Regions from separate parts of the Mus musculus genome. Here all the other regions are linked to region 1. The links are chromatin loops, found by intact Hi-C in ENCODE. Cell type or tissue: left cerebral cortex. All regions are shown on one strand.

Region 1 (4,000 bases):
AAACTCTTTCCTCCCCAGCTTGCTTCTTGGTCGTGATGTTTGTGCAGGAATAGAAACCCTGACTAAGACAACCCCCAACTAGGGTCAGTTCTCATCTGGTCCGGACTCAACTCCTAGCGTCCCAGGCCCGACACACCTCAGTGGCGCCCCTCTCTCAGACTGACTACAGTCTGGTCAACCAGAGTGCCATGGACCACCCCAGTCGGGTATGGGGGTCCCTGGAATGAGGGTCCTCGAAGCTAGGTGGGTAAGGATTCGGTGGTGACAAACAGAAACAAACACAGAGGCAGTTTGCATCTGAGTGTATTTTGCAGATCTCAAGTAGGATTTTGTTGTTGTTGTTGAGACAGGGTTTCTCTGTATAGTCCTGACTGTCCTGGAACTCACTTTGTAGACCAGGCTGGGTTCGAACTCAGAAATCCGCCTGCCTCTGCCTCCTGAGTGCTGGGATTAAAGGCGTGCTCCACCACCTCTGGGCTCAAGCAGGGGATTTTATACATTAAAAAACCAAACATCACATTTCTTCCAAACATCACATCTCTTAGAAACTGTATCCAGTGAAACAATCACAAATACCCACAAAAATCATTTGGCACAGTAAAGCACAAAAATCATCCAAGCATTACAACTCTGAAACTATGTATTCAGTGAATCACAAACAGAGCAAGTAACATCATTATTAATATAAATCATCAAAATATAACAACAATTCTAAAAGAATGTATTCAGTGGGGCAGTCGTCCAAGGCTAGTGGTATACTTCCAAGAGCAGGTTAATAAATCTTTATGGTCAGTGCTCTTAACTGCTGAGCTAACTCTCCAGCCACTTATGGTCAATTATTATTTAACATCTAATGTCTGATTTTTAAAATAAATCTTCATTGCATAAATTTAAACCATTTTAATTCTTTCTAATTAAGGCTTTCTTTACTATATACCAAAACCCACCTCCGATGACACACGTGTAACCATATGAAATTTTATTGTTGGGAAAGTTTTTTATCATAATAGTTTTATAAATGATTTAAAAAGTAAAGTGTTGGTTTCCCTGGGGATAAGGTCATGTTAGTGGCCCCATCTCTAGGGATGGTTTCTTACCCATTATTCTCGCTTAAGATCTTGGCCTAGGCTTCCAGGAACATGTAAATAAGAAAAGGAATAAGAGAAAACAAAACAGATAGATTGCCATGAGAACTATGGCTCAATAATTTTTCTCCGGCAAAGAGTTCCATAGTTGGTTCCAGGAAGTCTTCCCCTTTTGAGGTCGATCGCCACAGTCTGTGGAACTTGTCACACAGATCCAACTGGGGGTGGTGTGGCACCAGAGAATCCTGGCCAATAGCGAGACTGTAACACCATCACACAATCTCTATTTCTACCAGTGTTGGCCTCTTACACACACAGCGGCATATATACATGCTCTCTGAGTACGTGTTTGTCACTTGTGCCTGAGAGTCTACCCGGCTGGGTGGGGCCAATTCTTTGAACTTGGCTTAGCAGAGGTTGCAGTGGTGCATCTAGCCACCAGGGGGCACATGAGCTCTGCACTGTGCATTGTGGTCCTTAGTTGACCTGCCAATGTGATCTGACTCCACTGTTCCAGGGCAGGGACTGACCACACTCCCTCAGTGTCAGACAGTGGGTATCCCACCATGCCTTAGAAACTCAAAGCCCACAGGGAAGTGTAGGTGGGGTTGGCTGGAGACACTGGCCCTCAGAATTCCTTAATTCTGTCAAATTTCACGAACATCTCTTCACTTCAGTCATAAATTCTCTTAGTGTGGGGTGTGGCTGTGTGTCCACATGGGATGTGGAGTCTAGGCTGCTGAGGAGCCTGGCTTGGGCCTTGGAACCTGCTGCCAGTAACTGTGCACACACATGGCATGCACAGAGCCTGGGCATTACCATGAGGTGGACATGAGCCTGGGTGGGTAAGCCTGCACCCCTACCTTCACTACCAAGTGCAGCCTTAGACACATGGGACACATGCCCTTCCCCATCGTAACTGTATGACTAGTCAGAGCATGCGCTGTCTCCCACACTAGAGGAAGAGCTACTGACCCCACCTGCCTTGAGAAAACAGCCCTTCCCCAACCTGCTCTAAGAGCTCTAAGGAGAGTTTCGAGTAGGCAGTAAGTGCAATTCTACCAGAGGCCACATGAGGCCAGTAGAGTCTTGCTCTTGCAGGCCTCAGGCCCATGCTGGTTAGAACAGGGCTGGGAGGAACTTTGTAGTCATAGTAGACTCTGTGGAGCTCTGAGCTCAGAGCCCCTCCTGGTGACTGCAATTTGGTCAGTCAGAGAATCCCGGTCAACAGTGAGACTTTAACACCATCACATGACCTCTGGATTTCTACCAATGTTGTTTTCTCTCCACGCCCGACTCATTTGTGATGTGAACAGTGCTGGAGCCTCAGCGGGGAGGAGGATTAGAGACATAAATGTCTAAACACACACACACACACACACACACACACACACACACACACACACACACACACACACACTGGAGGGTCAGAGATGTCTAGTTGGGCCTTCGTCTCTTCTGTTATTTGGCGACTCCATTTAGATTTCTTTCACATATGTATATATATATATTTTAAAAAAATTATTTACTTATTATATGTAAGTACACTGTAGCTGTCTTCTGACACTCCAGAAGAGGGAGTCAGATCTCATTACGGATGGTTGTGAGCCACCATGTGGTTGCTGGGATTTGAACTCAGGATCTTTGGAAGAGCAGTCAGTGCTCTTAACCACTGTGCCATCTCTCCAGCCCCCTATATGTATATATTTTAAGAAGCTTCTATCGTAGTAGTTTTCTGTAGGTGCCAGGTTTTGAACTTGGCTTGGCACAGCATGCAGTGGTGCATCTGTCCACCAGGGGGCACCTGAGCACTACGCTGTGGTCATTGTGGAGACGCCACAGGTGTATCTCAGGTGCTTAGGCAACCAGCTAGTGTGACAGCCCTGACCAGTCTCACGACTGGCCTAACCGTGCTTCCTCAGTGCCAGACACCAGATTGCAAAGTATCGTTAGGCCCTAGGAACCCAACAGGTATTAGGGACAGTGCAGGTCGGGGGCGGGGCGGCTGGAGCTGGTGGCCCTGGGTACCCCCTAATTCTGTTGACACTTAGCCCTCTCCCCACCTACCTCAGTTATTAATTCTCTTTGTTTCCTGGCGTGTCCATGGATCTGTGTGGAATATGGGACTGTAGACTGCCCAGGAGCCCAGACTGGGGCTTATTTATTTATGTAATTTTTTATTTTTCCTGTTGCTGGTACATTGTGCACAAGATATGTACAGAGTCTTGGGGTAACCACGAGGAGAATATAAGCCTTCTCTCCCAAACTGCAGTACAAGCCTGAACTCTCAACTTGATCATCAAAACCCAGGCATGTACTCCTGGTCGCTTTAGCTCAGTGGTTCTCAATCTTCCTTACGTTGTGACCTTTTAATACAGCTCTTTATGTTGTCATCCCAACCGTAAAATTATTTTTTTTGCTACCTCATAACTGTAATTTGTTTACTGTTTCAAATCATCTGACTTTCAACTAGTGTGGAAAAGACATCGGACCCCTTAGCGGGGATCCTGACACACAGGTTGAGAACCAGTGCCTTAGTCCCTCTGCGCCTGCGTAAGAGGAGCTTCCTGTGGGCTGCAAAGATAATACCACCAATGGCCACATGGTGGCAGCAGAGATCTGCTCCTGGGGGCACCTTCTCCAGTCGCAGTTCCTGTTCCCCTGTCATACTATTTCCACCAGTGTCTACATTTATCATGGGTGATACATGAACTCCCTGGGACACAGATGTGTAAACATGGGGACACACACATGGACATTTGCGTGTGTACATACTCTGGGTCTGTTTTGTTACTGAAAGTACACCTGGTTGGGTAGAGCCAAGTATCTGAATCCGGCCTTCCGTGTGCAGTGACACACATGGTCACCAGGGGGCGCACGAGCCCTGTATTACACCACTCTGGAGCCCCAGCAGG
Region 2 (4,000 bases), 100 kb after region 1:
TGATAGGCATATAATGTGGGAACAGAGAAGTTAGACATAAAGGACAGATAAATGACACACACAAAATTTATAGCTCATGGAAAGAGATCTGGATTTAACCCAATGGTTGGTTCAGAACTCTCAAGATCTAACAGTCTCTGGAATGTCCTGCATAGACACCTCCACAGAAACCCTATCACTTAGTCCAGTCAAGGATTAAAGGTTAAATCCTTGGTGGATGGATTCAGAGTATGATGGCCATATTGGGAGGTGGTGATGGCAGGGGAGGGGCTAATGGAGGAAGTAAGTCTCTTGGGCATGAATTTGGGACTATATGGAAGTGACCAACTCTCCTGTCTTAGGTTTTCGCCCACTCTACAAGAATGGAATGGGAAGACATTGTGGGAAAAAAGGGTAATTTTATTTGCCATACATGAGAAACAGCTCAAATGTGGAAAAAAAAAATCTGAGGCCTTGCAGCAAGCTTAATCCCACCAGGAGAGGGTTGTGCCCCTGGCAAACTTTAGCGTACCTGAGACTCTCAGGAAGAATTGCAGAAGCCAAAGCTTTCAGAGGGCTTTGAAGTATCTTCCTGACAGCTTCTCCTTCCAGATATGCCAGATCTCTTTCCATGAGAAGTCCCTGCCTTTCTCTGTGACCCAGCAGTGACCATGACAGCCAATCTGAGCCACAAACATCCAGTCATCTCCTCTGCAGGGCTCCAGTCTCTCTAGAGTATTGTCTATCTCCCCACAGGCTTCCCACAGAGGCTGCCAAGCTCAAGCCCCATCTGCTAACCCCAGTTCTGCATGAACCCCACAGGTCAGTAGGGACCTTTCCCATCATCTATTGGTCAGTGCAGCCATTGAAGAGAAATAATTAAGCCTCTGTAGGTAGAGTTGACCTGGAGTGCTGGGTCTCTGCTATACCAGAGGCCTTGCCTGATCCTCTAAGGCTCCCCAACCAGTCCTTAGATCTTCACCGTTTGTCAGATATGGGCAGTGTCTCTGTACCCTGGTGTCGTCTCTGGCACTGCTCCCTTATGTGCCCATCACTGTCAGTGTGCTTCCAATGCTGCCTGCTGGGATTGGAGGGCAAAGGGCTCTCGCCTCAGGAGAGCCAGATGAACGGATAAATGAGCCAGTAGATGACGGAATGAGTGGGCCAGTGTGATGATGGCTCAGCAGATAAGGATGCTGAACTCCACTTCTAGGACCCACATGTTGAAGAGAGAGACCTGACTCTTGCAAGTTCTCTGATTTCTCTGTGTTCTATGGCTTGTACTCTCCCACCAACACACACACACACACAAATGCACACGCACACTTCAACAAATGAACAAACAAAAACAAACAAACACCTGAAATAGTGAATAGACAAATGACCATGTTGGGAGGCCAATGTTTCTCAGTATCTGCAACATCACTAGAGATCCTGGATGACACCTTCCCAAAGTCTGTCTACCTCAGCCTACTGAGAAAGTCTTCCTGGAAGGAATGTGGCCACAGGGAGGCTGTGTCCATATTCCTTTCTGGATTTTAGGCTTGATGTTTTCCATCACAGACCCCATCCACAAACCCCTGGGCAGCTCCAGGTAGCATAGGGTACCAAGGCTGGAGACCAATGGCCAGTTTTGGGGATAGAAGCTGCTTGATTTGATCCTGACAGCTTTTCTCCACATGGAAGATAAAAACTGTACAATGATATTTGTGGTACCACTCTAGCAAACCCTTCTATGCCAGGGTTCTCAAACCCTAACCCTGCTGCTTGAATTCATTTATACACAGCAACACAAAGGCATGCCTTCCACATGGCTCTCCTTGGGTGATAGAGGTGTCAACTACAATCCACGGCTCCACACATGCGATGATCTTGTGGCCCTGGAACCTCTGTAGGACGGTTGGTTAATGTTTTTCCCAGCACCAAAGCCACAGTCTGTAAGTCATCCTTGTCATGTGGGTTGCCGTGGTTGCCACGCTTCACAACTCTTTAACAGCCTCTTCACAGACGGCTTCTCAGCAGTAGCATCTGTTTCTAGCTGTGGTAACAAACAGGACACACGCTTGCCCACACCGAAAGCAAGGGCTCAGGCCTGCTCTGTGGCCCAGCAGACGCCATTCCTTCATCTTGAGGACTGAAGCTTCAATTTAGCAGAAACCAGGTCACAGTGTCCAGCTGGAAGGATGTCCAGTCCTCTAAATCTCTAGCTGTGGCTGTTCTGCCTATGCTGGGCTATGCTGGGTGTGACCTGGCTGAGTTTATCCTGTATAGCATACAAGGCCTCAAAAGAAAATTCGGGTGCTAGAAAGATGGCTGAGCAGTTAAGAGTATATGCTGCTTTTGCGAGGACTCCAAGTTTGGTTCTCTGTAACTGGCCAGATGGTTCACAGCCTCCGGGACTTCCAGCTTCAGGAATGAGATGCATTTTCAGACCTTCACTCGTGTACACGTACACACACACACACACACACACACACACACACACACACACACACACACACACACACACGCGCGCGCACGCACACGCACACGCGCACACACACACACACACACACACACACACACACACACACACACACACACGCGCACACATACACACACACACACACACCCCACCGAGAGAAGCAGAGAGATAGACAGAGATAGAATTGGTGGTTAAGGAAAGAAAATGATGTTTTGATTTTTGTTTTTTTTTGTTTTTTTTGTTATTGTAAGGTCCAAACACAACTTGTGGACCCAATGGCATTGGTAACCAGGACAAAAGGAGCCCTGTGAAATGTATATATTCTGTATCTATTCTTTGGATGTAAATAAGTACTTTCTCAGGATATACCTGCTCTAGGAACTTAAAAAAATAAGGTGCAAAGATTTGCTACAGGAAGAGAAAGCCCAGTGCAGGCAACATTAAAAAGGGGCTTTGGACAGCAAGGACCCAGCCCATGGGGTTCTAAGGGGGACAGGATCTCATCAAGGTATGATGGCCTCTGTTACATTCTGGGAAAGTATCTGGCCATGTTCATAAGGAATAGAATAGATTATCTGCTGGAGGAAATTTTAAGTCAGTACCACACTGAGGCTGTGGCATGGCTATGACTCATTTCTCATAAAGTGCTGTCTGGCAAGGATGGGAGCATGAACACCTTCAGCGATGCAGACAGAGAGGAAAAAAGATGTAGTCCTTAAAAAAATCATTACATTTGTGTGTGCAAGTGTGTGTGTGTGTGGTGTTGTGTTTATGTTGAATGTGTCTATGTATGATTGTGTGTGGGTGAATATGTGTGTGAGTGAATATGCGTGTGACTATGTGTATTGTGTGTGTGTTGTGTATAGATGTTTGTGTTGTGCTGTGTATGAATGTGTGTGTGTGTGTGTCTGTGTGTGTGTGGTGTGTATAGATGTTTGTGGTGTACTGTGTGGAATATGTGTGTGATTGTGTGTGGTGTGTGTGTGTGGTGTGTGTTCTGTGTGTGTATGTGTGTGCAGCGTGTATATGTGTGTTGTATTTATGTTGAATGTGTTTATGTGTAATTGTGTGCATGCACATGCCACGGTGCACACATAGAGGAGAACATTTGGGAATCAATTCATTTTCCTCTCTACCATATGCGTCCTGGTGATCAAATTCAGCTCCTGGATTTTCAGTGCACCTGGGCTTCTCCATCACCATTTCATACCCACTGAAGAGCTCCACACAGAGTGCCTTTTCCTCCTGAGCCGTTTTTGCAGTAGCTTTCTTTCTTGTTAGGGAATCTCACAATACTTGTAATGTATAAAACCAATCCCTATTCCCTCTCCTCCATTCCCTCTTCTTCCCCACTGGATTTCTTTCCTAACATCATTGGTCACTGGGAAGTGGGCATGTGCTCACCCCTCTCTCTGTTTGTCACTGTGGAGGGACCAGCTACCTCAGGTTCCTGCTCTCCCTTCCCATGGTGATAGACCCTAGGCTTAAACTGCCATTGAGGAAAACTGCTATTGTCAGGATGCAACAGAAAAGAAGGCAAGACTCTTGCTTCGGGGA
Region 3 (4,000 bases), 180 kb after region 1:
CAGGGCCCCCAATGGAGGAGCTAGAGAAAGTGCCCAAGGAGCTAAAGGGATCTGCAACCCTATAGGTGGAACAACATTATGAACTAACCAGTACCCGGAGCTCTTGACTCTAGCTGCATATGTATCAAAAGATGGCCTAGTTGGCCATCACTGGAAAGAGAGGCCTATTGGACTTGCAAACTTTATATGCCCCAGTACAGGGGAACACCAGGGCCAAAAAGTGGGAGTGGGTGGGTAAGGGAGTGGGGGGGGAGGGTATGGGGGACTTTTGGGATAGCATTGGAAATGTAAATGAGGAAAATACCTAATTAAAAATATTAAAAAAAATAAAGCTTAAAAAAAATTCTGTAAAATAGATCTTTTGGAGGTTCACCATCTCTGACTCCAAGCTGTACTACAGAGCAATAGTAATAAAAAATTCATGATACTAGTATAGAAACAGACAGGTTGATGAATAGAATTGAATCAAAGACCTGGAAATAAACCCACACACCTATGGACACTTGATTTTTGACCAAGAAGCCAAAACCATACAATGGAGACAGGGACACATGTTCAGCAAATGGTGCTGCTTTAATTGGATGTCTGCATGTAGAAGAATGCAAATAGATCTATATTTATCAACCAGCACAACACTCAACTTCAAGTGGATAAAAAACCTCAAGGTAAAACCAGATACATTAAACCTAACAAGAGAAAGTTGAGAATAGCCTGGAGCACATTGTTTGGTGCAGGAGACAACTTCCTGAGTTCAACATGAATAGCTCAACCACTAAGGTCAGCAATTAATAAATGGGACCTTGTGAAACTGACAAACTTCTGTAAGACTAAGGACACTGTCAATTGGGTAAAATGGCAGCCTATGGAAAAGGAAAAGATCTTCACCAATCCTACACCTGACAGGAGGGCTTATATCCAAAATATATAAAGTACTCAAGAAGCCAGACACCAACAAACCAAAGAACCCAATTAAAAAGTGAGGTACAGAGCTAAACAGAGAATTCTCAACAGAGGAATCTCTAATAGCCAAGAAACACTTAAAGGAATGTTCACAGTCCTTAGTCATCAGGGAAATGCAAATCAAAAGACTCTGAGATTCCACCTTATATCCATCAGAATAGCTAAAATCAAAAACTCAGGCGACAGCTAATGCTGCTGCTGAGAATCTGGAGCAAGGGAAATAATCCACTGTTGGTGGGGATGCAAACTTGTAAACCATGTTGGAAAACAACTTGGAAGTTTCTCAGAAATTTTGGAATAGTTCTACCTCAAGACCCAGCTATACCACTTTTGGGCATATACCCAAATGATGCTTCACCATACCACAAGGACACTTGCTCAACTATGTTCATAGCAGCTTTATTCACAATAGCCAGAAACTGGAAACAACCCAGATGCCCCTCAACTGAAAAAAAATGGATAAATAAAATGTGGTTCACATTTAATTGCTACACAATGGAATACTAGTCAGCTTTTGAAAGCAAGGATATCATGAATTTTGCAGGCAAATGGATGGGACTAGAAAATGTCATCCTGAGTTAGGTAACCCAGCTCCCAAAGGACATGGATGGTATATACTCACGTATAAGTGGATATTAGCCATAAAGTACAGGATAACCATGCTGTATTCCATAGACCCAAAGATTCCAAATAACAAGAAGGACCCAAGGGAGGATGCTAGAATCTTATGCAGAAGGGGAAATAAAATAGACATCTGAGGTGAATGGAGGGAGGGAACTGTATGGGAGAGAGGATGGGCCAGGAAACAGTCAGGGGCAGATCTGTGTAGGGAGAGTTTGGAAGAGAGAATGAAAAAAAAGTTGCTTGTAGGGGGAGGGAGCATCTCTAGGATGTGCTGGAGATCTGGAGTGGGGGAGGCTTTGGGGAATCTCTGGGAATGAATCTAGCTGAGATTCCTAGCAGTGGGACATATGGAGCTTGAAGTGAACTGTAAACTGTAATCTGTAAACTGGCAGGACTCCCAGCAGAGGGATAAAGACAGCACCCCACCCACAAAAACTTCCACCCCAAATTTGTGTTGCCTACAAGATGTGGAAGGACAAAGATGGAGCAGAGATTGAGGGAATGGCCAGCCAATGACTGACTCAGTTTGAGATCCATCCCATGGGCTAGAACCAATCCCTGACATTGTTAATGCATTTGCAGACAGGAGCCTAGCATACTGTCCTCTGAGAGGCTTCACCTAGCAGCTGACTTGAACAGATTCAAAGACTTTCAGTCAAACATTAGACTGAGCTGTGGGGAGTCTTGTGGGAGAGTTGGGGGAAGGATTCAGGGACTGGGAGTGGATAGGAACTCCATAAGGAGACCAACAGAGTCAACTAACCTGGACTCTTGCGGGCTTTCAGAGACTGAACCACCAACTAAAGAGCATACAAGGGCTGGACCTAGACACCCCCTCCCAATATGTAGCAGGTGTACAACTTGTTCTTCATGCAGGTCACTGTGTCTGACTCCGTTGCTTTCCTGTGGATCCCATTCCCATACTTGGGCTGCCATGTCTGGTCTCAGTGGTATAGGAAACAGCTATGCAATGACTTGATGTGGGGTGGTGGGTTGATACATAGGGGTCCTCTCCCTTCTTAGACGAAATGGGGAGGGATGATCGGAGGCAGGAAGTTCTGTGTGAGAGGGGATTGGAGGGGTCTGTGATCAATATGTAAACTGAATAACTTTCCTCTGTGGTTAAATATGTCTGTCTTACTTTATTAAACCATGTTTTGGTGTTCTCAGAAAGTGGTTATTCACCCAGAAACAATATACATATTCCCTAGGATTCCTTCTAGTCTCGTTGATCCTCCAAGCCATAATTTACTTTTTTGTACTCACGATAAGGACAGAAACTAATTCTATTGATTTCTTTCATCCTCCATTCGATTTGAATTGCATATATTCCAGAATAAATTCAGCCAGGGCATTCATAGGGTGGCCAGATTGTGGGCTGCAGAGCTGCATTTGGAGACTTGCAGGTCTGTCTATACTTTTTACTCTATACTGAAGTCCAGCTTCTGCTAGGCACTAAAGTTTCAATCCTCAAGCTGAGAGAGGGGTCCCAGGCTGCTGGTGGGTAAAGGCTCTGGTTTCAGTGTGGGTAGGAGTGTGTCCTGTTTGTTGCCACATTTGGAAACAGACGCTTCTGCTCAGTAGCCACCTGTGAGGAGGCTGTTGGTGGGAATGAGCTGTGAGTTCCTGCCTGAGTGATAGGACTGATTTACAGCTTGTGGCTTTGTCTGTGGGAATGGTATCAACCCATGGGTTTACGGAATCCAGGGGCCATGAGTGTGTCACATGACTCCACTGGGTAGATTTCTGTAGTGTAGTGGTCCTGTATAATCTGACACTCCTGAATCAAGAGGAGGGAAGAGGAGGGGAGGGGAGGGGAAAGGGGGGAGAGGAGAGAAGAGGAGGGGAGGGGAGAGGAGGGGAGAGGAGGGGAGGGGAGGGGAGGCATGCATAACCTGGTTGCAGGTTATGAGCTCACGTGGCAGAGCTGGGAATGTGCTCCACGAGTTTTGGCTCTTTATGCTTGACAATGACCATGAACATCACGGTGTAGTTTTCATAATGAATTTTAGATTTAGAAAAGTTGCAATGAACCAAACAGCGCCGACTCTTAGGAGAGGTTACAGAGTTTGGGCCTTGGATTTTGGTAACCCATATTTTCTCTGACACCCAGTGGCTTATTGATAGGTTCTACTGTAAACACAAAGCCAGAAAAAAAAACAAACCAAACCAAAACAAAACTCTGGGAGTCATTACTTGGGGGCAACAGGGGTGGTGACAGTTATTCTTCTAGATGGCTTTCTCTAGAAGTTTGGGATGGGTATTCTCAGGGCAGCTGTGAAGCCAATGCCTCTTGTAGCCCACAGCCCCCTTAAGGTTGCTAGCGATTCACTCACTCTCTCATTTATCCATTCACACACAGTCCTCTGATTCTCCTTTGCTCTCTGTGTCCTGGAATCAGAGTAAAAAAACCAAA

Evidence for each region. A loop is a pair of places that touch in the nucleus more often than their neighbours do. Peaks named below come from ENCODE experiments on the same cell type or tissue, not always from the same donor. Only the 100,000 strongest peaks of a DNase experiment are listed, where the experiment ranks them.
Region 2: a loop joins it to region 1, with 2.1 times the contacts of the local background. A loop is called at or near these places in 2 of 42 quality-filtered maps.
Region 3: it touches region 1 in a loop (2.2-fold over the local background); 4 of 42 quality-filtered maps call a loop at or near these places.

Annotation. Positions count from the first base shown.
Region 1 is chr12:113,218,533-113,222,532 of GRCm38, forward strand. No RefSeq gene overlaps it. Among named protein-coding and RNA genes, the nearest start is that of Gm25622, 6.4 kb to the left of the region's middle. In left cerebral cortex, CTCF peaks have their summits at 1,519 (motif pointing right), 2,160, 2,878 (motif pointing right), 3,717 (motif pointing right) and 1 weaker place; DNase peaks (open chromatin) are centred at 1,521, 2,159, 3,028, 3,719 and 1 more place.
Region 2 is chr12:113,319,286-113,323,285 of GRCm38, forward strand. It overlaps Igh. Among named protein-coding and RNA genes, the nearest start is that of Gm25622, 110 kb to the left of the region's middle. In left cerebral cortex, no CTCF peak of the experiment used is centred here; DNase peaks (open chromatin) are centred at 2,008 and 3,084.
Region 3 is chr12:113,399,819-113,403,818 of GRCm38, forward strand. It overlaps Igh. Among named protein-coding and RNA genes, the nearest start is that of Adam6b, 88 kb to the right of the region's middle. In left cerebral cortex, no CTCF peak of the experiment used is centred here; a DNase peak (open chromatin) is centred at 1,983.